Regions from separate parts of the Homo sapiens genome. Here all the other regions are linked to region 2. Evidence: chromatin loops called from intact Hi-C (ENCODE). Cell type or tissue: PC-3. All regions are shown on one strand. Each heading gives the region's core, and the rest is flanking DNA. Links, peaks and the distances in the headings are about the cores only. Region 1 has its middle 200 kb from the start of KCNG1. Region 2 holds the start of KCNG1 (potassium voltage-gated channel modifier subfamily G member 1). Region 3 overlaps LOC105372661 (a long non-coding RNA gene).

What was found. Hi-C counts contacts between places; a loop is a spot of excess contacts. Peaks named below come from ENCODE experiments on the same cell type or tissue, not always from the same donor. Only the 100,000 strongest peaks of a DNase experiment are listed, where the experiment ranks them.
Region 1: it touches region 2 in a loop (3-fold over the local background); 2 of 110 quality-filtered maps call a loop at or near these places.
Region 3: a loop joins it to region 2, with 2.0 times the contacts of the local background. A loop is called at or near these places in 2 of 110 quality-filtered maps.

What each region holds. Positions count from the first base shown.
Region 1 is chr20:51,214,348-51,224,209 of GRCh38, reverse strand. No RefSeq gene overlaps it. Among named protein-coding and RNA genes, the nearest start is that of KCNG1, 200 kb to the right of the region's middle. RefSeq lists enhancers at 1,234-1,907, 1,908-2,582 and silencers at 3,732-3,781, 3,842-3,901. In PC-3, for the core only: a CTCF peak has its summit at 3,815 (motif pointing left); a DNase peak (open chromatin) is centred at 1,989; H3K4me3 peaks cover 1,031 bases.
Region 2 is chr20:51,018,118-51,027,979 of GRCh38, reverse strand. KCNG1 (potassium voltage-gated channel modifier subfamily G member 1) reads left to right here and starts at 4,873. Exons shown (of 3, transcript NM_002237.4): 1 at 4,873-5,110. RefSeq lists a silencer at 4,775-4,944 and an enhancer at 6,669-7,232. In PC-3, for the core only: no CTCF peak of the experiment used is centred there; a DNase peak (open chromatin) is centred at 4,799; H3K4me3 peaks cover 2,614 bases.
Region 3 is chr20:51,123,756-51,133,617 of GRCh38, reverse strand. LOC105372661 (a long non-coding RNA gene) reads right to left here. Exons shown (of 4, transcript XR_007067649.1): 2 at 3,623-3,723. It overlaps LOC105372662 (a long non-coding RNA gene), which reads left to right and starts at 8,742. Exons shown (of 3, transcript XR_001754668.2): 1 at 8,742-8,825. It also overlaps the pseudogene RPSAP1. In PC-3, for the core only: no CTCF peak of the experiment used is centred there; DNase peaks (open chromatin) are centred at 5,217 and 6,357; H3K27ac peaks cover 1,791 bases.

The DNA.
Region 1 (9,862 bases), core at 672-8,671, 200 kb before region 2:
CCACTACCAATATTTTCCCACAGCGTTTCCAAAACTAACCTGTTTTGGAGGCTGAGGACCCTGGGAAGTCCTCTGTTGGCAACATGCTTGAGCAAACAAATGATAACAACAAAGGGCTTGTCCAGGCTCTAGAAACATCACCTGATTATTAAACAGGCTCCATCCTGTGGCTGGGTGCCATGTAGAAGACCACTAGGCCAACAGGAATGTCACTCAGACAAGGCCTCCAAACCCATATGTTGCCCCTCACCACTTTTCTTAGTTGTGCTTCCATTGATGAACACTACAGCTAAAATCAGGATCCCAAAATAAAAACCCCAAAAGGATCTAGAATATTTAGGAAAATCATCTTTGAGTTAGAAAACATCCTCCGTGTTTGGTCTCGATCTGTCTTTTGTTAGGTCCGTCCTCCTTGCCACTTAACACTTTCCTTTGCACCTCTTCCTGACACCAACAGACACCATGCAAGCCCCCAGTGAGGGGGCCTTCCTCAGTCAGCCTGGGGGAAGCATGAATTAGCTGAGAAGAGGACTAGCCTCTTCTGAATGGCATGCTAAATCACTCCTCATCTTTTTCCAGTCTATGCTACATTTAGACTGACTTTTCTTTCTGTCTTCTAAAGGGCCATGCATTATGGATGAGAACTATTTCTTATTCAGCAGCCGAGAATCACTCTTCTATCAAAAACATCTCTTTCACTGCATTCTCAGATATCAAAGCCCCTCTCTGAACTCAGCGTTTCCTGGCCTGGTTCCCTGAAGGGGTCTGTTGGACAATGCTCTTGAGTGACAAATGTTTGAAATGTAAAATGCACAGGCGAACACACTCCCGCTGTGAATCCACACCGCATTCTTGCTGAAGATGGTGAACTCCACGCATCATGGGACCCCTGGAGTTATGGTCATTCTCACCTGAGAGAAGGGGGTCATTTCAAACCTTAGAACAAGTCATTTCTGTCCCGGGTGGATTGGAATGTATTGAAATTTCTGCTCCTGACTCTGCTTGGCATGTTCGTTCATACACTTGCCCCCTCCTCTTTCTTTCTTCTCCTAACCCTGCTTTAAAATAAGGGGGAATGAAACAAAAGAGAACCACCGCTGGAAAGAAATGGTCCCAAGATAGCAACAGTAATTACCTAGGGTAATTTTCTTCTTCTATTTCTAAATTTCTATGATTAACATATATTAGCTAGTTTTACTAGTGAGCTACTTTTTTTAAAACCTCCTTTAAAACTCTACTCATGGAGACATGGAGACGGGGAAGCATGCACAAATTGTTAATTACTGCATTGTGAGTTTTTCCTCGTTACGATGAAAAAATCACAATACTAATACTGATCATTAATACTTACTGAGCACTATGTCCCAGACACTGCTTTATATCCCTTGAATGTATTATCTCTGTGAATTCCCTATAAGATAGGTGCTACGACAATCCCCACTTTACAGATGAGAGAACTGGGGCACAGAGAGATTGAAGGACTTTTTCAAGATCACCCAGCTGCACCTGCTGGAGCTGGGATTTGAAACCAAAGGCTCTTAGTCGACATCCCTGGCAATAGCCAGCACCAACCTGTCTGCCAGATTTTGACAGCAGACACTCCCTTCCCCAGAAAAGCCTCCCTGGCTGATGCTGTGAGGACAGAGATGAGCCTTCCCCCACGGAACCTGGCCCAAATAGCCTATTTGTAAGCCAAGTAAATGATGGTTGCTATTTAAGCCCCTAAATTTTGGAGTGGTTTGTTAATGGGCCATGGATCATGGGAGCAATGGCTAGACTCAGGCAGCCCAGGAAATCTTCCCGGGCCTCCTGAGGGCAGGGGAGGTTCTCTGCCCTGGGCAAGGGTGCTCTCTCAGCACAGGGGCCAAGCAGTCTCTTGCTGCAAGCGACCAGGGCAGCAAAGATTGCTGATCTCATTCACAGCAGGACAGTGTGGGGAGGCAGGATTCATGACAGGCGTGTCCACAATCCAGCTGGGAGGGTGGAGAAACAGGTTGTCCCGCGCGGGTTGGAAGTCACATCCTCGCTGCAAGGCACTTCCTAGCTGAAGCAATCATTGCCGGGATTGCCTCAGCTATTGTTTCTTTTCCCTTTCTCCATCTGGTTAACTCTCTTTAAGTAGGCATTAGTAGTGTCCTCCCCTCCTCCCCCTGGCTCTCTCTCTCTCTCTCCCGTCCTCTCCAAATTGGAACCAGCAGCAAATCCTATCAGCACTCCCTTCAAAATGTATTCACCACCTTCCTCCCTGGTCCCAACCACCGTCCTGTCTCACCCGGATTGTTGCGGTCACCTCCTCACGGGTCTCTCTGCTCCTGCCTTGCAGTTTATCCTCCACAAGCAGCCAGGGACATCCTATCGGAACGCAGGTCAGATTATATCAGAGCCCCACAGTGGCTCTCTCTCACTCAATGTCCTTCTGGTGCCCCAAGACCCTGTGAGACCCAGCCGCCTTTTCCCCTCCCACCCCTTGCTCCCTCTGCTCCCGCCACCCAGGCGTCCTCGCTGTTTCTTGCACGTTCAGGTGCCCTCCACTGCAGGACCCTTGCACTTGCTACCTCCCTTTTCTGAAATGAGCTTCCCCTAAATATCTCACAGCTCTTCTCCTTTCTTCACATTGTTACTTCAGCCAACTTCTCAGTAAGTTTGTCCTTCCCACCCACTCCAAAACTTCACCTCACCTCAACACTTCATGTTCTACTTATGTTTTCTCCCTAGCATCATTTGACACTCTATAGATTTTGCTTATCTTCTTTAAATAAAGAGTAAATACTTCTTTTTGCTTATCTTCTTTAAATAAAGAGTAAATACTGTCTCCCCCACTAATAAATCATGCCCATGAGGGCAGTGATTTTTATCTGTTTTGTTCACTGCTGCATCCCTAGCACCTGGGACAGAGCCCGGCACTTAATAAGTGCTCAATAAATATTTGTTGCACACATGATTGGAGTCCTTCAAGACTTAGCCTAGGCCTCCATTGCTCTAGAAAGCCCTTCTTATGAATACGCACCCCTGCTTCCATCCTGGGGTGCGCATTCATCAGAATTAAAGTCATCGTCACCCTCATCATTGTCCCTGGCACTTACTGTGACCTCAGGCCATGCCTTGTGTTAAGCTCCTTATGTTCAAATTGCCAGATTAAATACAGGGTACCCAGTTAAATTTGAATTTCATACGATAATTCATAATTTTTTTTAGAGTAAGTATGTCCCATGCAATATTTGGTACACACACTTTAAAAAATCGTTGTTTATCAGACACCTTAAACCCAGGTGTCCTGTATTTTGATTTGCCGAATCTGGCAACCTTACTTATTGTAGACATTATCTTGTTTGGGCATCATGAGGTATGGATTATGATTGCCATTTTATAGTCTAGGGCAGGCGGTGTCGTGGGGCAGCGGGGCTGGTGGTGGGAGAGAGAAACTGGGAGAGCTTTGTAACGCAGCCAGAGAGTGTTCCGTAAAACCTGGGAACACAAAAACAAAAAGTCGGAACTGTCTGCAATTTCAAATGAAGCAATAAAAAAGAAGTAACAAGAGCGTCTTAAATCCAAGGAAGGAGAAATGAGCCTCCGCTCCTGAAAAATAGATGAAATAGAGACTTCGGGAAAAACGGATCTTCTCTTGTTGAAGATGAAATGCACCTTCCACAAGAACTACCTAGGCTTTGGGTGGGGGTTGGGGGAGGTGGGTCCATGCCACCAAGAGGACCCCAAGGAGAACAGCGTAATGGGCTTTCAGAGCCCCAGGCAGGCCCCCAGTGCGGCAGCGTGCTTCACCTTCCGGAGAGGCTGCCGTGCACGGGCTCAGGCGCGCCACCTGCAGGACGGATGGAGCATGGCGCTCCTGGGTTGTCAGTCACACCCTCGCTAAACCTTGCACCCTCCTGCTAACCAGCAATGACAATCCATACTCTTTAATTAAATGCAAAAAGTCCCCCCACAGCCCGAGCACCCTTCCTGCGCCGGAAGTTCCCTAAGATGTAAGTTTCCTCTTTTTCAGCAGTTTTCACACCACCTGGAATATGCGTTGTATTTCCCTATTTGATTAACGTCTCTCGGTCCCCTCACCTCCCATAGGACACTCCACAGTGGCAGGGATTTTTGTAAGTCCTGTTCATTGTCACATCCCCAGTATCTAAAACAGTTTCTAGCATGTGAAAAACACCCCATGAATATATGTTGAACGAATGAATGAGTACAGCTTCCTGCCATGTCCTTAAAGGAAAGAGGCAAGCCCTCTTTTTTTTTTCTCCCCTTTCCCCATCCCACTGGCTGGAGTTTCTGACTTGGCAATGGTGTCTGGGTCCATACAGATAAGGGCAACCCCTAGGAATGGTGGAGCAATGGACTAGCAAGTGCCTGCTTCCTTGGCACTAGGGACTCCAGACCAGCCCTGGACTACTTACTCCTGTGATTTGAGAGAAAATGAGTGTACCTAGCTCAAGCCATTGCTGTTTGGAGCATCTGACCTTAAAAAAGTTATTGCAACATCCCGCAAGAGGTGCCATGTTGTATACACCCAGAAGAGTGAGTGCTGGATTCTGCATGGGGTGGGCATCAGAGAAAGACCCCAGACAATGTGATGACTGGATCTTGATAAATGGGCAAAGGAGGTGATGGCATCCCCAGCAGAGGACACAAACCATGCAAAGGTCTCAAAGCATGTGAGGCCACCTTCTGTGCAGGGACTAGCAAGCCAAACTATGGATTGCTGGGGCAGGGTAGATAGGTGAGATACACAGCTGGCTGCAGGCAGGGTCTCATTTGAAGCCTTGAGCAGGCTCAGCTTCAGGCAGTGTGATTTCTGGCTCCAGATGTGCTGGCCTGGGTGAAAGTTCTGTGGGCTCCCTCTTGCATGGAAACTGATAAGCCCTGAGATTCGGGTTTGAGGAGAAGGTGGCCCTTTGGGTATCTGGTCCCTTGCATCTCACCTGGCAACTGAGTTACCAGAGAGGAACTGGAAACCAAAGCCACCTGATCCCTCCACTAGCAGGGCTTTGTTCCCTGCCTCTCTCAAAGAGGTCACATACCTGGAGAGGACCTGGGGACTCAGAAGTAACCTGGCCATCCCACCACCAGCAGTCATTTCTGTCTCCCTCTCATTTCCAAATCCACCTTTGTCAGTCTCCAACCTCACACTGCCTTCTGGCTGTGTAAGGGGCATGCAGATTCTCAGCTAACCACATGACCTGACTTTTTGTTCAGGAAATACAATTATTCTACCTATAATCTCCAGAAAGAAATTTTAATGTTCTTATAATGGTTTGAGTCCAAAGAGCTCAGGAAGAACTTATACTTAGCCCGCTAAAAACAAGTGACCAAAATGGCCTGGGAGATGTCACATGATAGCCCTACCCAAGAGCATCTTTTGTTCTTTAAAATGTGCTTTTCAGTGTACATTCTGGGGGAGAATTGGCCTGGTTCCTGAAATCCTGCTCTAATTATATATAATTTTTATAAATATAGTAATTACAACTCACTATGCCTTGCAGTTTAAATTGAATTGGATTTTTATGGAAGCAGGAGAATTAGGAGGAAAGCATTCTAGCATCTTTGAATTTATTGACCTCACTCCTCATAAGGAAACTGGCTGTTAGCATCTCAAAGACATATCCAGAAACCACTGCCCCTTTGGTGGCCACTTGGGAGTAGAAAAGAAAAGTTCTGCCAACCTCAGAAATCCAAACTTAGAGAACAGACATTATAGTGTGGTGGCTGGCCTATAGTTCATTTCCTACCTGTCAATGGATTTTGTTTGTTCAACATTTTAAAGTTAGAAAATTTCACATAAAAATCTGAATTTTTAGCCTCTATTGACATCTCAAAGTCCATGTTATGCTGAGCCTGTGTTCCCATCTAATATGAGTAGTTCTTTATACCAGTGTGAGAATAGACTAATAACAGTGTGAGAAGGGATTAATACAGAAGATTGGTACCAGGAGTGGCGTAGTCATCAGATTTCATCTTGATAGTCCAGGTCAATTACCCCAGCCAACACTGTAAGTCCCCTCTTAGCCTGTTGACTTAGAGGCAGGAAGAGCCCAAAGTGGCTAGGCAGCAATCTTAACTTCCAGTTTAATGGAATCATTGTTGTGTCTCCTGGTGGCAGCATTCCTCCCTCTGGAACTAAGACCTCTAGGCCAGCAGAACATAATGTCGTGGTAACAAGCAGCAAAAATTTTGCTAGTGGGTTCCTTGGGGTGATGGTGAGTGGGGCCACTTCCATTTCTACCCCTTGATTCCTGGACCCATGAATCCTGGCTATGGGAGAAAAGTACCATATAAGATGCTGAATGTTAACAGCCAAGACAATAGGGGAAATGCCTCCAGGGCATGTCAGAGACCTTTGAGGCAGCCCCTCCCATCACAGGCTTGGAGGCCTGGGGGAAGACATGGTTTCCTGGGGCAGGACCAGGGCCCTGCTACTGTGGGTAGCCTCAGGACATGGTATCCTGCATCATGGCCACTTCAGCTCCAGCCATGGCTAAAAGGAGCCAAGGTACAGCTCAGGCTGCTGCTCCAGAGGCTACAAGCCCTAAGCCTTTGCAACTTCCATGTGGTGTTAAGCCTGTGAGTGTGCAGAGGGCAAGAGTTGAGGCTTGGGAGCCTCCACCTAGATTTCAGAGGATGTATGGAAATGCCTAGATGTCCAGGCAGAAGTCTGCTGCAGGGGTGTAGCCCTCATGAGAACTTCTACTAGGGCAATGAGGAAGGGAAATGTGGGGTTGGAGTCCTCACACAGAGTCCCCACTGAGGAACTGCCTAGTGGAGCTGTGAGAAGATGCAAGACATGTAGTCAAAGTCCTTTCCACCTTGCCTCGTCTCAGATGAGACGCTGGACTTGGACTTTTGAGTTAATGCCGAAATGAGTTAAGTCTTTGGGGAACTTTTGGGAAGGCATACTTGTGCTTTGAAATGTGAGAAGGACATGAGATATGGGAGGAGCCAGGGGTGGAATGATATGGTTTGACTCTCTGTCCCCACCCACATCTCATGTTGAATTGTAATCCCGCGTATTGGAGGTAGGGTCTGGTAGAGGACTGGATCATGGAGGTGGTTTCTAATAGTTTAGCCCTATCTCCTAGTACTGTCTCAGGATACAGTTTTCACAAGACCTGGCTATTTAAAAGTGTATAGCACTTCCCCTTTCACTCTCTCTTCCTCCTGCTCCTGCCAAGGAGATGTGCCTGCTTCCCCTTCACCTTCTGCCCTGATTGTAAGTTTCCTGTGGTCTCTCAGTCATGCTTTCTGTGCAGCCTGTGAAACTGCAAGTCAATTAAACGTCTTTTATTTATAAATTACCCAGTTTTAGGGAGTTCTTTATAGCAGTGTGAGAATGGACTAATATACCATCTGACAAGAATGGGCTGAAATCAAGGGATAGCTGTACCTTTCAGACAAGGTATTTTGGTTTCTGCTTTGCCACCCCTCTTGCTACTCCTTATTGCCTCTCTAGCTCTGCCCATTGTCAATACTCTTCGTATTCTTAAGGTAGAGAGGTCATTCTCTGCATCCATGTCTTCATCAGAAGTGGGAAAATGTAAGATTGTGGGCCAAATATTTCCAGAAAATGGGGTACATTTTATAAGTCTCGTGATTGTGATAAACATGCCTGTATTTTTATGAACTCAAAATATCTCTGCATCAATCTGATCCAGCATCTTTACTTGTGTATCATGCTTTGCTTGGTCCTAGTAGGCATGAGAATGTGTTATGCCTTCTTCTGTAGATTACATTATGGTTCTCAGTTCATCACCATTCCCTCTGTCCATGTGACTTTGCTGTCCCTCCACTTGAAGAGGAGGGTATTTTCCCACCCTTTGACCTTGGGCTTAGCCATGTGCCCTGCTTCAGCCAGTAGGACTTGGGCAGATGGAACACAGGCAGAGGCCAGAGCAGTTAGCCTTCTGTTTCTGGATTTTTGCCATTGCTGTGACATATAAACTTCCAAGTAGCTGCTGGTTCAAAAAGAAAGCAGCTTGGAGCCAAGGCCAAAAGAACATAGCCTTGGTCAGGCAACCCACAGACACCTGAGCAAGAATAAATATTCATTCCTATAAGTCACCAAATTTTGGAAGGGTTTATTATGCAGTAGCATTGTGACAATAGTTGACTTAGTCATTTGCTATAATAGAATCTCATAATACCCCATTAAGTTAGTGACCTAGACCTTTGAGGCCCCAAAATAAAAGATTTCTTTTCCTTTTTGAAATCTTACAATGTTGCGGGCTCATGAAATTAAAATAGACAGCATTTCCTCCCCATGAGGTATGAAACAAAACAAGTTAATTATGGGCTTTTCATGCCAGCCAGTGCCCAGTGACCCCAGCCACTGCTCCCTCTGGCATCTCAATTTGGAAGAACTCCAACTGAGTCCCAGTCCATCAGCTTCTTACTCAGGATTTCTGAATGTCTTCAGGGCTGGGGAAACAAATGGCACACACAGATTGGCTTTATCTTGTTTTCAAATACAATGCAAAAATGCTAAATGTTATAAACATGCAACTCTAGACAGCCAATCAACCAATACACATTGAGCCCTTACCATCTGCCAGGAGAATACACTGGTCCTTGACAAGCCACAGTGATGTATTCATCACAGACCTGCATCCAAGACTTTACCACTGAGTCAGGGGATGTGATGTATATAAATGGCAGTGGGGAGGACCAGTGGGCCCTCTCACCCTGCCTGACCTCTAGATGCCAGGATTCTATATGCCTCAGGCCTGCCTTCTTCTTCTAGCCCTCTGTACCCTCTTTCCAGGAGACCTCATCCATTCCTAAAGCTTCATGTTGGGTCTCTGTGTCTATGTCTATATCTACTTTCTAAGCCCAGACTCACAAATCCAAGTACATTTTGGACATTTCTACTTTGATCTCTTACAGTCATCTCAAACTTAATATGTCCAAGGTTGATTTATTGACATTTCTGCCCATACCTGATTTTCCTTCAGTCTTCCCCATAGCAATAAATGGGGTCACCCAGTTATGCCAGGTAGAACCTGAAAGGTGTCCATGACATCTCTAGGTGCTATTTCCAGGATCTATGTATTCTCCCTAATCCTCTGTGGTTCCTATCCTAGTTCCAGCCATCATTACATCTCACCTCAATGACTACGGCAGCTCAATTGTCCCCACCTCTATTTTTGTTCTCTACCCGCATCTACTCCCCATCCACAGCATGAATGAGCATTCTGGAAACCTAGAAAGGTATCAAATACCAAATTGTGGGGAAACTCTACTGGTGATTGGGGTAACAAGGATGTTATATGGCCTGCAGTAAGCAATAAAGCATTGTCCCAAGTCCCACACAAGTCTGCAATGTTGCACCTGACATTCATGTAGGTGAAAAACCTGTTTGAAATTAACTGCTAGAACTTAACTCTGGTTTATATATTGTAAAAAGTATTTTTTGCAAGACTTGAACAAATCCTGGATTTTCCAGGGATGTAACTACCATGTAAATATAAATTGAGGGGACTGCATTTCTCTGTTTTAAACTTTTAAGAAGCAATATTCACCATTTTGCAAAATCCCATCACCTAGAGAAATGCCAGTGGTGCTGAGTGGCCACTGCTACACATCTGGATCTTTCTGCATTCATAGCTGTTGTCTTGTTTTTCCAGTGTTATGGATGGGTGTCAGCAGGAGTACTGCTTTTTATCTTCTCTCAGAGTTTTACAGGAACATTTGTTCAGTGACATATATATTTTACTAGAGGCCGGGTGCAGTGGCTCATGCCTGTAATCCCAGCACTTTGGGAGGCCGAGGCGGGTGGATCACCTGAGGTCAGCAGTTCGAGATCAGCCTGGCAAACAGCCTGGCTGTTTAGGGTTTAGTGGAACCCTAAACTGAACGGGGT
Region 2 (9,862 bases), core at 614-8,613:
CAGTAATCCCAGCTACTCAGGAGGCTGAAGCAAGAGAATCGCTTGAACCCGGGAGGCAGAGGTTGCAGTGAGCCAAGATCGTGCCACTGCACCTCAGCCTGGGCAACAAGAAAGAAACTCCATCTCAAAAAAAATAAAAAAAGAAAAGAAAAAAAAAGTAAGGAGGTGCCCAAAAGCTCAATCATCAAGGTAAATAACATTTTGAAACAATATTTTTTAAAAATCAAAATTAGTCCACAAAAATCCACAAGAAGCAAAATATCACATTTTAAAAGAAAGACTTCAATAAAGTCACACCCTTGCATGCCTCAACCTCACCTACTGCAACCTAACCCCATCCCAGACCAGGAATCCCAAGGTGACAATGGGCTGAGACCTGCAGGAAGTGGCTATATGGAAATCTGCGGGAAGGTGACAGGATTTGGGGAATCAGAGGAACAGAAAGGGAAAGTGCCTGGGGCAGAGTGTCTGTGGAGAGAGAGAAGGAGAATGCCCCCATCCCAATCCCTGCCTTGACTCAAACACCAGCCTTCACCCCACAGACACCCAGTGGGATCCCCTGTCCAAAGAGCTAACTCCAAACCAAGAAAATCCCACCCCACCCACCACTCTCAACAGATTCCTCCCAACTCCAACCAAATCCAAGCCTTTTCATCTCAAGGAGGAGATGGGTTAAAAAAAAATGGACAGCTCTGGATAACTTTTCCTGCCCTGGAAAAACAGCCCAGAACTTTATGGCTTACTGACAGCTGGTTATGGATGGGAAGGAAGGCATATTCTTAAACTGCTGACAGTAACTCCCTTTTAAGGTATTTCCTCAGGGCCAGCAATGTCACATTCTCCTCCTGCCCGAAAAATTAACAGCAGTTTTTATTTCAGTGACAAGCTTGGGCTTTTGGGTTAGGCAGGCCTGGGTTCGGATCTGGCTCTGCCATTTACCGCGCAACCCTAGACAATCTGCCAACATGAAAAGTCACCAACTCTTGCTTCCAGGGGCCTGGCAGTAACCGAGATGGTATGATGTGGGTAGAGGGGCACACCGCAGGGAGCAGAAGCCACTGCCCAGCGCCAGCATGCTGTGTGGGTAAAGGATGTTGGCCAGATCTCCCAGTGTTTCAAAAGAAAAAATTTTACATGAAATCTCCCAGTTTTTAAAGGTCAGCAACTAATTTTAAATTAATTTTTAAAAATTTTAACTCAGTAGGGACAAATAAAACAGGTCTGCGTGCCAGAGTCCACCTCCGGGCCCAGTTGTGGCTCTGATGTCTTCAAATCACCCAGCAACCACCTGGCACCTCGTAGCTGCCCAGCAAGCACTGACGGTTCCCATTTTCTCAGGAAGCTTCCATGGGTATCATCAACATCTCTTTCCACACAACAGCTTGGGGAAGGATGCTTTTCAAGAGGAAAATGAAGATATGAGGAGAAGAGTGAAAAATCTGGAAGGCTCTAAGGGAGGGAGGAACTGCAAAGAGGGAATTCCTTAAAAGGACTTAAAAGGATTTTATTGGACATTGTTTAGCACAGTCAGGGATAAGATCAGGCAGTAATTTAACTCCTGGGTACAGCAAGTGAGTGTGTATGTTGCGGGTAGGCAGGACCGGGTGGAAGTCATTGTTCTCACTGACGGTCTCCACACAGTGTACCAGGTCTTCTGTCTGCAGGTCACTATGAAATTTGACTCAGGTGCATAGTGTTCTAATAAGCCCAGCCCCATCTCTAGAGGTGGCCATTAGTTCCTATGGATCCTACATAAGAAGAAGCTGGCTTGAGTTTGTCCCGGGACCTCATGAGGGCTCCGAAGTCAGACCCAGCTGGGTAGGCGTTCAAGTCTTCAATATCAGTGGTTCTCAAAGTGGGATCCCCAGACCTGATGCATGAGCATCAGCAGGGAACTCCTCAGAAGGACCCTACGCCAGACCCACTGAATCAGCCACTCCAGGGTGGGGGCCAGCCGTCTGGGTTTTAATAAGCCCTCAGGGGGATTCAGATGCACAGTAAAGTCTGAGAGGCCCTGCTCTGCATCCTTACCCTGTGAGCATCAGTGAGGAGTCTGACTCTCTGACGCAGTCACATCTATTCCAGAAAACTGTCCTGAATTCCCCCAGGAATCATTTCCAGGAATCATTTAAGAAGCCTGCTCTGTATGTGCCTAGCAGAGTGGGAGCTGCTGGAGAGGGGAGAGACAGCACACAGTCCTTGCCCTGATGGAGCTTGGTCCCCAGTGGGGACACAGATAATACGCAAGTAAAAAAGATAGAAACATGGCCAGGTGCAGCGGCTCACATCTGTAATCCCAGCACTTTGGGAGGCCAAGGTGGGTGGATGTCTTAAGCCTAGGAGTTCCAGACCCGCCTGTCTCTGCAAAAAATATATTTTGTTTTAAATTAGTGGTGCATGGTGGTGTGTGGTAGTCCCAGCTACTCAGAAGTCTGAGGCAGGAGGATCCCTAGAGCCCAGGAGTTAGAGGTTACAGTGAGCTATGATTGCACCACTGCACTCCAGCGGGTGACAGAGTCAGACCCTGTCTCAAAAACAAGATAGAGAGCAATTTTCTGGCTGGGTGCAGTGGCTCACGCCTGTAATTCCAGCATTTTGGGAGGCTGAGGCTGGCGGATCACTTGAGGTTGCGAGTTCAAAACTAGCCTGGCTAACATGGTGAGACTCCGTCTCTACTAAAAATACAAAAATTAGCTGGGCATGGTGGCACACACCTGTAGTCCCAGCTACTCAGGAGGCTGAGGCAGGAGAATCGCTTGAACCCAGGGGGATGGAAGTTGCAGTGAGCTGAGATCACACCACTGCACTCCAGCCTGGGAGACACAGAGAGACTATGTCTCAAAAAAAAAAAAAAAAAAAAAAATTTCAGATGGGAAAGGAAGGCAGAAGCCTGATCCACCACAAGAGGAGTGTTTCTCAATATGTAATCCAGGGACCCTCTGACAACAAAAGCCCACCCCACCCCACTCAGGCCCCTCCCCCACACTGCTGGTTGGTCTCTTTGATGTTTCTCAGACATGCCTCCTTCTCTCCTGCTTGAAGGCCAGTGCCTTTGATGTTCTGTCCACCTAGAAAGCTCTCTTCCCATCTTGCCAGATGGGCTCCTTCTGGCTCAGGGCTCCATGTAACCATCACCTCCACAGGAGCCCTCCCCCATTATTCTATCTAAAGTGGCCTCTCTGGCTTCATTCTGCAATCACGTATTTCAGCAGTTTCCCAATTCTGCCAAGCCCCCAGTAGAAGGTGAGCTCTTGGAAACAGGTCCTTAGGCAGATCCTTGTCTGTCCAGGCCTCCACCTCACCAGTAAGCCAGTGTTTTTATTCTTGTTGTTTTAGAGGCTGGATCTCGCTCAGTCACGCAGGCTGGATTGCAGTGGTGCCATCATAGTGCACTATAACCTGGAACTCCTATGCTCCACCCGGCTGGGACTGCCGCGCAGGCTAGTGTGCCCTGCGCTCATTTCTTAGGGTTAACCCTAACCCACTTAATGAGCACCCACGACTCCCCAACCCGAGCCCCACTCAAGCAGAAGGCCTCAGGCTGGTCGGCAGCAGGGTTTCTTCATGTCCTTTCTTGGTTCTCTGATGATAGGCAAAGGCAGTAGAGACAGAAAGGAAAAGAGGAACGGAGTGCAAGAGACAGAAAGGAGAAGAGGAACGGAGTGCAAGAGACAGAAAGGAGAAGAGGAACGGAGTGCAAGGCAAGCCACCCTAAGAGGCCAGCCCTGCCAGCAGCACAGATCCCTCCAAACCAATAGGTCCCTCCAACTCAGTAGATTCCTCCAACCCAATAGATCCCTCCAACCCAACCTCCAGCATCTGTGCAGCATCCTACCAACTCCGAGGCTAGGCGGCCACACTGGGAGCAAGACCCCAGGACCTGGTCCAAGTGCCCTGCACCGGCCAGGGGAGTGGACGACGAAGTGCGGCTCTGCTAGCCCGGGAGGGCTCTGGGGCCTCGGCCCCGCGGGACTGGAAGGGAAAACACCTGGCACGGTACGTACTGGCCCTAGGAATTTGGCACAGCAAGATGCTGGCAGTCCCTGGGTGGCGGTGGCAGGAAGGGCCCAAGGGCAACATTGGTCTAGGAGGTCGAGAAAAGGCGCGCGATATATGGCCCCCAGGATGTGGAAGCTTGCTTGGAGCGTTCGGCTCCAGGGCAGCAGCGCGTGGAGGGCCTCAAGGATGCAGTATTTGCCCGGGGTAGGGGGGCGAGGGACCCAGAGGCAGCAGTGCACTTGGACTTCCAGGACTTCCAGGGAAAGGCAGGAGACATGGCGCATGTGGTTCCCAGGATGTGTAAGCGCGTGGAGCGCGGCCCCGGGGCAGCGGAGAGTGGGGTTTTAATATCTAGCACATGTAGACCCTGGGGCGGTGCTGCTAGGGGCGCGGACCCGGGACCACCGGAGCACTTGCACCGCGGGGAAAGCTGACAGGGCGCGCGACCCTAGGAGGCTGCCGCGCCGCCTGGTGCGTGAAGCTCCAGGGCAGCGGAGCGCGGGGACCTTGAAGGCTGTCGCGTGCAGGCGAAGGGGCCGCAGGGTGGTCGCTCCTGGGAGAGCAGACGGGGAAGAAGGCAACGGGAGGGAGGGCGTAGCGCGAGCAGTCCCGGACGCGGGCTCAGGAACTGGCCGCGAGGAGCGCAATCCAGCAGGCGCGCCAGGGCCCCCGGATCCAAGGTGCGGGGTCCCGATTGGGCGCCTGGACGCCCCGTGACGGTGGCGCCGCTGCCACTGTCCCGAAGCGAGGCGAGGCCAGGCGCTGCGCTTTCGGCTGCCCGCCCCTTCTCCCCGCCCCGCGCTCAGTCCCCTCCCTCCGTCCCGCCTCCTGCCTCGCTCCCTCCCTCGGCGGCTGCTGCGCCGCGCTCCCGGCGCACTCGGAGCCCGGCGGGGACCGGGAGGCAGAGACGGGGCGGCCGTGGCTCCGAGGGCGGGAGCTGAGCCGGGCCCCGGGACCGAAGTTTGGCGGCGGCTCCGGGAGGCAGAGCGGGCTCCCCGGGCGACTTCCAGGCCCCTCTCGCGTCCTCGCCCCGGACCCGTGGGCAGCCGGGGGGAACGGAAGCCGCGGCCGGGCCAACTCCGAGGCGGGGACGCCGCGACGGGAACTTGAGGTGGGAACTTTGCGCGCTGCAGCCTCGCCGGGCGCCACCGAAGCGCGAACCGGACCCCGAGCCTGCAAACTCGGGCTCGGGGGCGGCTGCACGTGGCCGTGGCCCTGAACTCCCTGCGGGGGCCTCGAAACCCGCCTGCGGGGAGGCCAGGGCGACAGAGGACTCGGGAGTCACCGCTGGTGCGTGGCGGCGTGGAGCGCGCTTGTTACGGCCAAGGTGCGGGTCCGGCTTCGGTTCATCCCAAGGGGTCACCGGGATGCGAAGTCCGGGACGTTCGCCGCCGCGGTGACCCCGGCGGGGGCGCATCCCGGCTGTGGGCCGAGGTTTCTCCCCCGATCCTGGGAGGAAGGAGAGTTAGGGATTGGGGTGGGGGAGTGTGTGTCACTTGCTCATTCACTGTATCCTTAGGCACAGTATGGAGCCCCCCTTCACCCCCACCGTGGGCCTGATTGAGTCATTCATTATGAACACAGCAAGCGTTTATTGAGCGCCTACTGTGTGCTAGGCACTGGGGATACTGAGACAGTTCACTGGGCACCCCCAGGAACTGGTAGGAAGGTGGTGGTCTCAGCCTTAGGGTTTCCATGTGGGAGAGAGGCTCAGCCCGGAGGTATGGAAGGAAAAGGGTGAAGTTCATTCATTCATTCATAGATTGGACAAAGATTGGTTGAGCACCTATTGTAAGCAGCTCATCATACCAAGCGCTCAACAGTCATTCATCCAGTTCACAAACATTTATGGAGGCGCTATGCTGGGGAGAAGTGAAGAGGGATGGAATGGGGGCACCCTTCATGCAGCTTAGAGAGAAGTAAGGATTAAGACCCAGGCCCCCGCTTGGGAGGCCGCAGACTGCCGGGGTGGCCAACTGTAGCAGCCCATGTATATAGGCAGAAGTCTTGGTTCATCTAATGCATTCCTTCTCAAGGTGGGAGGTGTGGAAGCTGGAATTGGTTCTAGAATAGGAAGAAAAGATCTTTTCAAAGCTCCTTAGGGGCGGGTGATGGGGTAGGGTGGGGAGGAGTTGAGAAACACTGATCCGACATTACTGAGGAATGCAGGTTCCCACCAATGGGGTTTATGAGTTAGGTTGTCCATTCAGCAGGCATTTTCTTAAGCACTCGCTGTTATTAAGCACTTAAAGGGTGCCAGGCACCAAAGTTACCCAGGTAAATGACAGACACATAGAAGAGGGAGACAGACACAGACGCCCCCACCCCCTTTGCTGACTCCCTGAGATAAGTACAGGGGGAAGTAAGAGGAGGGAGCAGGAACTGGTCTGATTCATTGTGGGGTGGGGGAAGTTCCTGCCCTATGAATCTGAGCAGAGGTTTATTCATTAGTGTGTGTTTGATACCCCCATACCCATGATGGCAGAGTCCCTATGAAGAGCCTCACCGGCAGCACATCTCCAAGAAAAGTTTGGCACTGCTGATTGGGGCCTTGCGGTCGGCACTGTGGCTAGGGCATGCTGTCCTTCTTTGGGGGATTTTTCAGGCTCTGCCAGACCTGAGCTCTATTTGTGCCTCCCCCGGCTTTTGGAGCCCTGCAGAGTCGCCTGATAGGAGGGGAAGGAGGGAAGGTGTGTTTGAAAAACAGGCAAGCGCTGGCCCCTGGGGATCACCCTCCTCAGTCATTCTCGAAGCCAGCCCGTTCCACGGGAAAGATGTCTGTCCTGGGACACACTCCTAACCTGCAGGGAACTGCAAGCACACTGGAAACGAGGCAACCTAGGTTCTTCTCCTGAGACTTGAGAGCCCAGGCCCGCAGCCTACAGCCTGGGTTGTCAAACCTTGGGAGTAAAAAAATCAACCAAACCCCTAGTTTTGCCAAACTCTGGGTTGCCTTTTTGGCCTCTGGGAGGGAGATGTGACATGGGAGGCAGAGGTTACTTGCTTCTCCCCATCCCCAAAGACTTTCCCGAAGCTTGTCCTGGAGCCTGATTGGGGCAGATCTGAGCACCACTTTGAATTCTCTGCACCAGACCCACAGCTGGGCTCTGGCAAGAGGTGAGGGAGGTGCCTCAGGAAACAGAAGAACAAAGAGATGTGTGCTGGATGCAGGGCTAAGCGACGCAAACCAGCTCCGAGGAACTCACCTCCTGGAGCCGCAGTAGGTACCTTGGCTCGGCTGTCCTTTCTCCACCCTGCTTTCCAATGTTGATGAAGAGTCAACATTGCCTGTTGCCAGAGGTCTAGGGGTACAGGAATCTACCCTTGGTTGTTGCATTAAGCCCAGAAATGGAGCCTGTGGGTGAAAAATGGCAGCTGGTAAAGCCCCTCTAAATAGAATTAATAAAAAGGGAGAGGCGAAGAACCTAGCTGAAGCACTCCATTGCTGTGGACCATTTTTATCATCCAGCAGACTGTATTTGATTAACGAAATCAGAAATGAAGTGACTTTGCTACAAATAGGATCTGAATTGTGCCTAAGACTGTCCGTTGCCCTGAGGTGAGTCTTCACTCTCATACCCACACCTCCCCGGGCAGGTCCGATCATGCTCTCCCTCCAGAGGACTCTGGTAAGCAGGTGTCTCCCTTCCTGCCGTCCTGAGGTCCCCACTGCTCCCCCAAGCCTGCTTCTCTGCTTAATTTTGAGCTACAAGGAGGCAAAGAGAAAAGGATCTTCTGGCTCCAGTCCCCAAACACCTCCCCGTAGAAGAAGGCAAACGCAAACGTGCATTTGGTGTTATTTTGCTTGCCTGCAGCACAGCAGGGAGGCTCCCGAGGCAGCCTGTCTTTTTTATAGGGGGGAGGGACACTGGCACTTTTTCTCATTTGGGGGCAAGGGAGGGATGGAGGGAAGAGCCTAGCTCCCAGCACACAATCTCCCCAGGAACTTGGGCCCCAGCTTTCAGGAGGCTGGGCCAAGGCCCAGGGTGGTGGGACTGTGGCGAGAACAGACAGCAGGTGGCTAAGAAAGATATATTCTCCACCAGGGCACAGCAGCTCTTGGAAATCTAACATGCCAGGACCCGGGCCAGGCTAATGGTTGGATCCATTTTGATTAACGTTTTAATTGGGGATTAATGCAGCCTGACCCGCCTCTGAGTCGGCTCGGCCAGAAGCCCTAATCCTGACAGATGAAGCTATACTGGCAGTGAAACGCTGCAGGGCCTGGGAAAGAGTGGCATGGAGAGAGACGGACGGGTCCCCGAGACACCCACTGGGAGTGAGGGAATGGCACAGGTTGAGAGGCATGGTACGAGAGAGAGAAACCAAAGCCTGCAGAGTACAGGAGAGAAATGCTTTCCTTCTGGAAAGTTGCCTTGGAAGCTGTGTTAATTTCCTCCTTTCACATACTTGCACACATTTAGTGGCTTAAAGCAATATAAATTTATTATTATTATTATTATTATTTTTGAAGACAGGGTCTTGCTCTATCACCCAGCTGGAGTGCAGTGTCACTATCATGGCCCACCACAGCCTTGACCTCCTGGGCTCAAGTGATCCTCCCACCTCAGCCTCCTGAGTCACTGGGACTAGAGGTACACACCACCATGCTCAGCTGATTATTTTTTAATTGTAGAAACAGGGTCTCACTATGTTGCCCAGGCTGGCCTTGAACTCTGGAACTCAAGCAGTTCTCTCACCTTGGCCTCCCAAAGTGCTAGGATTCCAGGCGTAAGCCCCTGCGCCCAGCCTGAATTTATTATCTCATAGTTTTTGGAGATCAGAAGACCAAATGACTCACTGGGCCAAAATCAAGGTATCAGCAGGGCTTCTGGAGACGACTCCACCCTCTGCCTCCATCGTCAACATCTCCTTCCCAGAGGCCAAAATGGCAACCCTGAGTTTGGCAAAACTAGGGGTTTTGTTGATTTTTTTTAACTCTGCTCACTTGCAAATATAAATAGTGATAAATATGTTTCCCCAGCCATGGACAATTGCCTGCTTCTCCCCATCCTCAGAAACATTCCAAAATCTCGTCCATATGAAATAGAGACTAGAAACCCAGTCCCTGACTCACTGCAAGGGGTGGAGACACCACACCAGCTCCCCGAAAGGAACAAGTGGTTCAAGGAGGCAGTAAAAGGCAGGGGTCAAAGAGGTTCGGCCTGGAGTCCCACAGATCTAGTTTAATTCTGGCTTTGTCGCTTATTGCCAGACATAAGTTTTCACTTCTCAGAGCCTCAGTTTCTTCATTTGTAAAATGGGGGTATTAGTGATAATGCCCACCTTTTTAGGAAAGGATGGAGACTCAGGCAATGAAGGCTCCTAGCACAGCACCTGGCACTTAGTGAGTTTGCAGTGGAGGGAGGCTGTGGTTGCTGCTATTTATAACACTTTGTGCAGTTAGCGCTCTCTCTGCATTCCCCGCTGCCACTCGGAAGAGGGACGGAGAGCATAAGACAGAAAGAACAGGGTCCAGAGAGGCCCGCAGCTTGTTGGAACCCCGGAGAGAGACCTGAAAGCAGTTGGGGTCAGCCCAGGACCATCTGTAGAACCATTTCATGCCCCTGATGGAATGTAGCCATGGGGACAGGAGGCCCAGTGACACTGCTCATCCCTGCAGCAAACCTCCGTTCACCAGATCCCCATAATAGCCCCGTGAGGTCAGCAATCTTATCCCCATCTTCTAGGGGAGGAGGCAGGCTCAGAGAGGCCAGCGGCTCAGTGGGTGTGATGGCCTGCCCAGGCCACAGGGTTATTAGCAGGAGCAGCAGGGACGACTAGCCATGCCTGGCTTGGACCTTCACTCCATCCCATTCCGCCCTCCCAAATCCCACCCCACAGGTCCCGCACCTGTACCCTC
Region 3 (9,862 bases), core at 538-8,537, 110 kb before region 2:
CTGGGATTACAGGTGTGAGCCACTGCACCCAGCCATATAGTCATAATTACACATAATAATATATTTTATTACAAGATATAAAATATAATTATAAAATATAACATCTGTTATTATAATTAACAACATAGTATTTATTAATTAGGAATAAAAAGGAAGAAATGACCATAGCTCCTGAGCTGCCCCTGGTGTGATGAACCAGGAGCAGCTCAGAAGCAATGATCATTCCTTTTTATTCCTAATTAATAATTGAATTATTAATTATATATGTATTTATTTATAAATTGCATGTGAATACCACCTTTTTTTTCTTGACACAGAGTCTCTCTCTGAAGCCCAGGCTGGAGTGCAATGGCACGATCTCGGCTCACTGCAACCTCCGCCTCTTGGGTTCAAGCGATTCTCCTGCCTCAGCCTCCCAAGTAGCTAGCTGGGATTACAGGTGTCTGCCACCAGGCCTAGCTAATTTTTGTATTTTTACTAGAGATGGGGTTTCACCATGTTGGCCAGCTGGTCTTGAACTCTTGACCTCAAGTGCTCCACTTGCCTCAGCCTCCCAAAGTGCTAGAATTACAGGCGAGAGCCACTGTGCCCGGCTGTGGATACCACTTTTCCAGTCTATCCCGCACATTATAAAACAGGCAAAAGACTGTGAAACCAAAGTTCTAAGGTCCCCAGCACTGCTACTGTCTTTCCACACACCCCAATTTGAACAGGACCCTGGGTGTGGCGGAGGCCAAGCTGACACCTGCACACAGTCATAACGCAGGGGTAAGACCCCGGTCAAAGTGTGACTGTGTTTGCTGGATGGGGAAAATGGGCCAAGGTTGGGGACATCTGTGACAGAGACCTGAAGCTGAGCTGGAGCTGAGATAGAAGTAGACTTAGGGAGGCAGAAAGTCCAGAAGGAACAGTCCCTCCCAAGCCGGGTCCCCGTGGTTTCAAGCTCTCTTCCTCCTGCCACCTTCACAGCTCGGGAATTGGAGGGGGAGGAGGGAAGAGGCAGGGAGAGCTGAGATGCCCTTTATCCCGGCACATTATCTTAGCATGGCCGGAATAACTCCCCCCATCATGAAACTGGCCATGGGGGTTTTCTTATTTCCCTCCTTGTGTTCAAGGAAGCATGCACGTTGCAGCAAAACTTCCTGCTGTCTTTCTGGCAAGGAGCCTAGCTTCATCATCACTGAGCACTGCCCTTTGGTGCCTGTGCAGAACACGACAATAAAGCCTGACAGTGGGATTAGGATTCTGCAGACCCTCGACAGCAGGTCTGTGGGGCTTGGGAGCCTTCCAGGGGCCCTGCCTGTTACAGAAGCTGGGCACGCTGCTCCATAGATATTTGTCTAGTGAATGAATGCAGGCACAGATGAATGAATGGAGGAATATTTGCTCAAGTCCTAGCTCTGCTATTTTCAGAACAAAAACACTAATAGAGTGGGAGCTAGATTGCATTATTTCCAATTCTTACAACTGTACAGCAGAAATTATTTTAGCCCTGTGAATACTGGGACTGAGAGGAGAGAGGTCTGCCAGCATCCCACCTGCTAGGAAAGCGGCAGAGCTGCTGCAAGGCCCCAGGTTGCCTGATCCTGAGCCAGCTTCTCATCCCCTTTGCCAATGGCTTCAATGTGGGGACTGAAGGGGATGCCACTGGCTAGGTCAACCCAATCATCTGACTCTCAGATATCACCTCCCATACCTCTGCCATCTGTTTACCCACAAGCTACTGGAATACTTCCAGGGATGGGGCTCCCATTTTTACCTGTGGAAAGCTAGAAGATTTTTCTTAATTTGGGGTGGACATTGGTCCCCTGTGATGCTGTGATGCTGTCCCAAGGAGTCCATCCTCGGGAGTTTTAGAAAACAAGTCTACTCGCTTTCCCTGCTACCCACAGAGGGGTCCATACAGTGTGGTTCTGGATTCCCGTCATAACTTAAAGGGAAACTTTCACAATGTCCACAGCCCTTGATGTCCTGCAAATGAAAGAGGAGGATGTCCTTAAGTTCCTTGCAGCAGGAACCCACTTAGGTGGCACCGACCTTGACTTCCGAATGGAACAGCACATCTGTAAGAGGAAAAGTGGTGGCATCTACATCATAAATCTAAAGAGGAGCTGGGAGAAGCTTCTGCTGGTGGCTCCTGCCATCGTTGCCATTGAAAACCCTGCTGATGTCAGTGTCATATCCTCCAGTAGCACTGGCCAGAGGGCCATGCTGAAGTGTGCTGCTGCCACTGGAGCCACTCCTATTGCTGGCCACTTCACTCCTGGAACCTTCACTAACCAGATCCAGGCAACATTCCCGAATCCACGGGTTCTTGTGGTTACTGATTGCAGGACCGGCCACCAGCCTCTCGCAGAGGCATCTTATGTTATAACCTACCTACCATTGCTCTGTGTCACACAGATTCTCCTCTGCACCATGTGGACATTGCCATCCCATGCAACAGGAAGCTCACTCAGTGGACTTGATGTGGATGCTGGCCCGGGAAATTCTGCCCATGCAGCGGCACAATTGCCCGCAAACACTGGTGGGAGGTCATGCCTGATCTCTACTTCTACAGCGATCCTGAAGAGATTGAAAAAGAAGAGCAGGCTGCTGCTGACAAGGCTTTGACCAAGGAGGAATTTCAGGGTGAATGAACACTGCTCCAGCTCCTGAGTTCACTGCTACTTGGCCTGAGGTTGCAGACTGGTCTGACAGTGTGCAGGTGCCCTCTGGGCCTATTCAGCAGTTCCCTACCCAAGACTGGAGTGCTCAGCCTGCCACGGAAGACTGGTCTGCAGCTCCCCCTGCTCAGGCCACCGAATGGGTAGGACCAACCACTGAATGGCCTTACACTGTTCTTGCACAGGCTCTTAAACAACATGGAAATAAGGTTGACAGAAAATAAACATCGGTTTCTAAAAATTTTTTTAAAAAGGAAAGGAAAACCAGTCCACTCTTTTAGATATGTGGATTAACGTGTGTGTGTGTGTGTTTAGAGAGGTAGATAGTGCTAGCATTCAATATTGATAGAATATTTATATATAATTAAGATTTATTAGGTGCTTATCATGTGCCAAGTACTTTACAGAAATTATCCCACTTAATCCTCACAACACAACTGTGAAGTAAGTATCATCCGACCCCCTTCTTCAGATGAGGACACCAAGGTTCAGAGAGCTTGCACCACCTGCCCAGAGCCCCACAGACAATTCCTGTCTGAGCAGAAGCTACACCGAGGCCCACAGTAACCCCAGCACCCTCCTTTCAGCTGCCATGCCACCCTCTTGCAGGCCTTACTAGCCTGGTCCCTCGCCTCTAAAGACAGTCCATTTGTGTTATTCAAGTAATCACTTTCCCTTTTACAAATGTTAGAAAGCACAGGATTCATCCATAACCCCATCACCCAAAGATAACTATTGTTAATATTTCCATGCATTTTTCACATCTAGATATAGACAGTTTGGGTTTTTTTTTTTTTTACAAAAATGAGCTCATACTATACATATTATTTTGTAACCTATATTTTCTACTCAATTATATATCTGGAACATCCTTCCATAACATAAAAGCCAGCATCATTTTATGACTGCCTGGAATTTCATTCTATGGATATACCAAAATATATTTAACTACTCACCTCTCATTGCGCATTTAATTTTCTCCAAATATAAATCCTCCAACACATATCCTGGCACATGGATCTTTGTGCGTATATCCCAGTATTTCGTAGGTTATTGCCTGTAAGGAAAATTGTTTGAGTCCAAGGTTATGCTCACTCAAAGGTGTTGCTACAGAATCCTGGCACCCCTCACCAGTGTAGGAGAGGGCTTGTCTCTCCACCCTCTAGCCCACAGAGCTGTCATCTTTCTTAACCTTGGCCAATCTAAAAATTATAATAAAATGGCCAGGGAAAATTATAGTAAAATGACATCTTGTTTTCATGCACTTATCTTTTATTACCAGTGAGGCTAAATTTATTCCAATATCAGACAGTTTCAGTCCATCTTAGGCATATTACATCAATTACTATGGTGTCCCTAAGAGCACAAAATACCCCAGGGGGGGTTCAAACCAGCATAGATTTCAGAGGCATCTGCTCAACGGGTCTCAGCTAAGTGGTTAACGGTCCCCACAGGGTGCTGCCCAGCCACCAGGGCCTAAAATGTGCTCAGACTCCAGACATGGAACAAGACTGTCTGGTTAATAGCACATGTGGCCCAGCCACCCCAGTGTGGCATTTACAGCTCTCTGGTTTCTGTCAATGCTGCCCCTGCTAAACTACATGGCTGTCTAGTCTGCACTAAGTGCAAAGCTGGCTCCTGTGCGGGGCACCTCACCCACGCCCACAGGAAAGGCTGCCTTGATTTGAACCTCTCCTTGGGGCCTGCAGGGCGGGGTGCCTGTGTGTAAACACACGTGTGGCTTTTTGTTCTCCTTCCTGCCGATTATTTTAAAGCTAGGAGTTAAGTAAGATTCAGCTTGGTGATCAATTCACTCATGATGCTGCCTAACCTGTTGCTGTTTTATAAACTCAGGAAATTCTTCTCATTGATGGGTCTCAGTGTTGAGGGTGTGACAGGCCAGCCCCCTCCCACAATGCTGTGCATGCCTGGAGGAGGGGATGTGGCGTGGCAACCTCAGCTGTGTCCCGATGACCAGCATCCCTCCCCCTTTCTCAGGGGAACTGCACCTCTATTCTTCTTGCCCAAGTCCATCCACGACCCGCTTCCTATGCCCTACCACCAGCCTATGGAACAGGCGGAGTTCCAGACCCCGGTTCAAGTTCCCCACTGCCAGGTGCCAGATGAGTTATCTTCTCAGAGCCTCAGTTTGCTCATCAGTAAAATGTGGACAATAAGAATACCTACCTCCTAATGTGGTTGTGAAGGTAAAACAAGAGTACCTCCATTAACATCATCTTGGAAATGACAGCATGTAGAGCTGATTTCGTTTTTATTTTACAAATACTGATTGTATGGCCAGTTGGATTCCATTGTAATCATGCTTCAAATATAAGCGAGGCATAGGAAAACTTACAGAGAAATTATAATTATTGGATCTGGCTGCCCCCAGGACTTTCTGTGGCTTCGGGTATGGGCCCTGATGCAAGATACATGATCACTAATATTTGCTGACTTGAATTGAGCTAAGGTGGTCAAAGCCAGTGTTTATGAACCGCTGAGTTCCTTTCAGCTTGCAATAGCTCAGTGGTGCATGACTCAGTGGCTGCAGCACGTCTTTTATTCACTCATTCAGGAAGCACTGATGAGCTCAGATGTCAAGTCTTGCGCTGGGGAAGGCCCAAGAAGAGCAAAAAAGGGCACTGTTGTTGAGCTGTTTATCATCCAGAGGAGAACAAACACCCACATATACTACTGTCCAAAGCCAGTGGCCAGAACATATATGATGATACACTCTGACCTGCACCCTCTGCAGCAGTCAGCCCAAGATGGTCAGGATTTGGCCGATGACTGCCAGCTTCCCAAATCAACCCTTGGGTTCCCTTTCACAGTCCTCTCATAGCACATGCTTCCATAAAGGTATCACTGCTAATGGTGAGATCGCGAGGCAAATCCAGAGGAGATGCTCTAACCACTGAGCTGTGCTGCCTGGCCTGGGAGGAATGAAGAAAGAGAAGAAGGAAAATGAAAGGAGAGAAGAAGAAACCTAAGTCCTAAACACAGAGTGACACATTCTCTCCCACAAAGGTTATGAACAAGCCACATCTTCCTTACACTAAAATTAACTCATTCTAGCCTGTCAAGCTTCAGTGTGTTTGAATCACCTAGGAGGCTCGTTAAACACTTGGATCCTGGGACCAACCCTTAGAGGTCCTGAAACCGACAGTCTGGGCTTGGGCCTGGGAATCTGCAATTTTACCCTAAGTTCTCAAAGTCCTTGAACCTCAAAGCATGGTCTTCAAACAGCATCTTGGCTATCACCTCCGATAGTCGCTGCACCTGCCAATGCAAACTCCCAGGCCTGCCCTTCAACCTATTAAATCGGAATGTGTACTTAAAGGAGATCTCTAGGTGTTTTATGTGCACATTAAAGTTTGAGAAGCCCTGCTTTTGGTGATTCTCATTTAAGAAGTCCAAATACCACTTGGAGCTTAATAAATAATACTAACAATGAACTAGGCAGTATTTGGAGTGCTTAACGCGTAATAATTCATTTATGAGTCAAAAGAATTCTATGAGGTAGAGTCGTTTATTATCCCATTTTACAGATGAGGAAAATAAGGCACAGAAAGCTGAAGTAACTTGCCAAAGTCTCAAAGCTGGCACGTATGAAGGATGAGGTTGAAACCCAAGCTGACCAGCACCTGCCGCTCCCACTTGCCTGCTGAATTCACCTGGAAATTGACAAGCCCTGCATCATCCTGGCTGCCTTCCTGGGCCCTGACTTCTCAAACAAGGCGATCAGCAGCTCTTCAAAATCAACAAGAGCTGCACTGCTCTATTGTCCTGTGGCCGAATAACACATGCAAATTACATTGATTCTCTGGGAAGAAAATGGCTGTGTGGGTCTGGGCAAAGTTATTACATTTTCAAACTCAACCAGTTTAGAAAAAATAATTGTGCATACACAAAGACATGCTAGGGGCTCAAATGAGCCCTGCAATTAAATCAATTCATTGCCTCAAATCTGCACTGGATATTAGGTTGGTGCAAAAGTAATGGCAGGAAGAAAAGCTAGGGAAGAAACTTAAGAAAATTGCAAGGAAGAGAAAATATATTTACTATTCATCAAATGGAAGTGGATCGTTAAAAAGATCTTCACCCTCTCTTCATGTTGAACAGGCTGACTAGGAGGAGAAAAGGGAAGGGTTGGTCCTGCTGTCTGAGCAGTGGCAGAGGCAGAGGAGGTGGAAGGAAGGCAGGTGAGGCAGGCACACTGAGTGTAACTTGTGTTGAAAAATATCCTTGTATAAGTGGACCCATGCAGTGACTTAATATATTCCATAAGGTTCTGGGGCAAAAATGATGGCAAAGCAGGTAAAGAGCCACTCATAGTGTCTTCCACCCAGAAGAACTTGTTTGGAGACTTTTGTGCCCTCTGTCCTCTGGACTGAAACTATTTTATAAAACCAAGCTATGTTCTCTGAACTTAAAATGTCAAAACATTAAGAAAACCTGTACAGCAGGACTGATTGCTTCAGTGTGCCTCGCCTCTGCCTGTAAGCGCCCTTCTCTCCAGGACGTTGCTTGTATTTGGTGGCTCTGTTCTCCCACCATTGCTGCAACTGAGTTATTGGGTAGTCATGTTCCCAAGTGAGATCAGGCAAGGCTGGAAAAGGCAAACTCAGCAGCGGAAGCTTCGGGGCTTTCTGATGGATTTTTAAGGATATGAGGACTTCAGAACCTTGGAAGGTTTTTGGTTTGGTTTTGTTTTTCCAGTTCCATGAAACAAGAAAGACAACGACAATCAACGGAGATGGCACGCATGCAGCCAGGAACAGAACGGACTGAGTCCCAAGGCTAGAAAAGGATCTCCCCTTGATCAAAAAGGATTCTGTGTTTGTACATTTCAGCAGAGAGCCAGCTCCACTTCCAAAAGACAGAGAGTGACAAAATGGGCCTCTGAGCAGCCCTGGGCCTACCCATCAAGGCTGAAATCCATTTGTCTTGGGTTTTGGCAAGGCACTCTGGCAAAAGCAGCGGCCAGGCAGCCAGAAACACAAACCAGAAGACCATGCTTTGAGACAGGCTTCAGAGGGGCCGACTGAGCTCTAGCGCAATGTTTAATAAAAGATAAAGAGCTCATTGCAGTACTATTTATAATAGCAACAAAAACTTGGATGATCAGCATAAGATTGGCTAAATACATTTGTCTATATCTCTACAGTGAAAATTAGATTTTCAAAGAATATCTAACAACTTAGAGAAATACTTATTCAGTTGACACTTGAACCATGCAGGAGTCAGAGACACTGATCCCCACGCAGTCAAAAATTTTCACAGAACTCTGGACTTCCCCAAAACATTAACTAATAGCCTAATACTGACTAACACCTTACTAATAGCCGAGTAATACATATTTTTGTATGTTGTGTGTGTTATATGCTATATTCTTACAATAAAGTAAGTTAGAGAAAAGAAACTGTTATTAAGAAAATCATGAGGAAGAGAAAATATATTTACTATTCATCAAAGGGAAGTGGATCACTATAAAGATCTTTATCCTCTTTTCATGTCGAACAGGCTGACAAGGAGGAGAAAAGGGAGAGGTTGGTCTTGCTGTCTTGGGGGTGGCAGAGGCAGAAGATGGGGAGGAGGTGGAAGGGAAAGCAGGCAAGGCAGGCACGCTGGGTGTCACTTGTACTGAAAAAACTCCTTCTATAAGTGGACCCGCGCACTTCAAACCCATGTTGTTCAAAGTTCAAATGTCATATAATGTTAAGTGAAAAAAAAAAAAAGCAGGACCCACAGCACAAAACTATTCTGTACAGAGATAGATAGATACATAGATATAGATATAGATTGTTTTTTTTTTTTTGAGACGGAGTTTCACTCTTGTTGCCCAGGCTAGAGTGCAATGGCGCGATCTTGGCTCACCACAACCTCTGCCTCCCAGGTTCAAGCGATTCTCCTGCCTGAGCCTCCTGAGTAGCTGGGATTACAGCCATGTGCCACAACGCCCAGCCAATTTTGTATTTTTAGTAGAGATGGGGTTCCTCCATGTTGATCAGGCTGGTATCAAACTCCTGACCTCAGGTGATCTGCCTGCCTCTGCCTGTCAAAGTGCTGGAATTACAGGCATGAGCCACCATGCCTGGCCAGATACAGATATATTTTTAAGGAAAAATACTGGAAGAGTAATCAGCAAACGTTAAAAATGTGAGTAGATTTTCTTTCTTTCTCGTATCTATCTGCATTTTCTAATTTTCCATAATATACATACATTCTTCTTATAGACAGAATAAAAGGAATTTATAATTCTTATCATTATAAACCAAAAATACATTGCTGATATTGTTTCCTGATACAGTAAATATAATAACAGTTACCATTTATCGAGCACTTAGTATGTACTTTAGATAGATGATTCTATTTTACAGTTACAATAACCACAAGAAACAGGTACTATTATTATCTGTATTTGCTTATGGGAAAAGAAGCATTTACCATTCAAAAGTTAAATGTCTTGCCTGCAGCTCAGTTACCACTTAAGGGACAGAGCTGGGTTCCAAGGAGGATGTCTGTGGTGTTAATGTCCATGCTATTAACTCTGAAGTAGCCCCAGAAAGTGAGACCCAGGTAGGGTTGCCAGATAAACTGCAGAACACTCAGGTAAATTTGAATTTCAGGTACACAATAAGTAATTTTTTTTTTTTACTGTATCATGCAATGTTATTCATTGTGTAGCTACATTTCTAATTTAACTAGGCATCCTGTTGGTTAGTTGGTTGGTTTTTTAATTAGAGAAATGACTTATTTCACAAATTGCTATAGGAAGGGGTTGAAAGTAACATAGCAGACCAACAGTTTTAGGAGAAGTCAGGTTCAGGCCCCAAAGCTAGCTAGCTATTTATTTATTTATTTATTTATTTATTTATTTATTTATTTAAGACAGAGTTTCACTCTTGTTGTCCAGGCTGCAGTGCAATGGCATGATCTCGACTCACTGCAACTTCCACCTCCCAAGTTCAAGTGATTCTGCTACCTCAGCCTCCCAAGTAGCTGGGATTACAGACATGCACCACCATGCCCAGCTAATTTTGTATTTTTTGTAGAGATGAGGTTTCTCCATGTTGGCCAGGCTGGTCTCGAACTCCCAACTTCAGGTGATCCGCCTGCCTCAGCCTCCCAAAGTGCTGGGATTACAGACGTAAGCCACCATGCCTGGCCTCTTTCAATAAGATCTGGGAACAGTC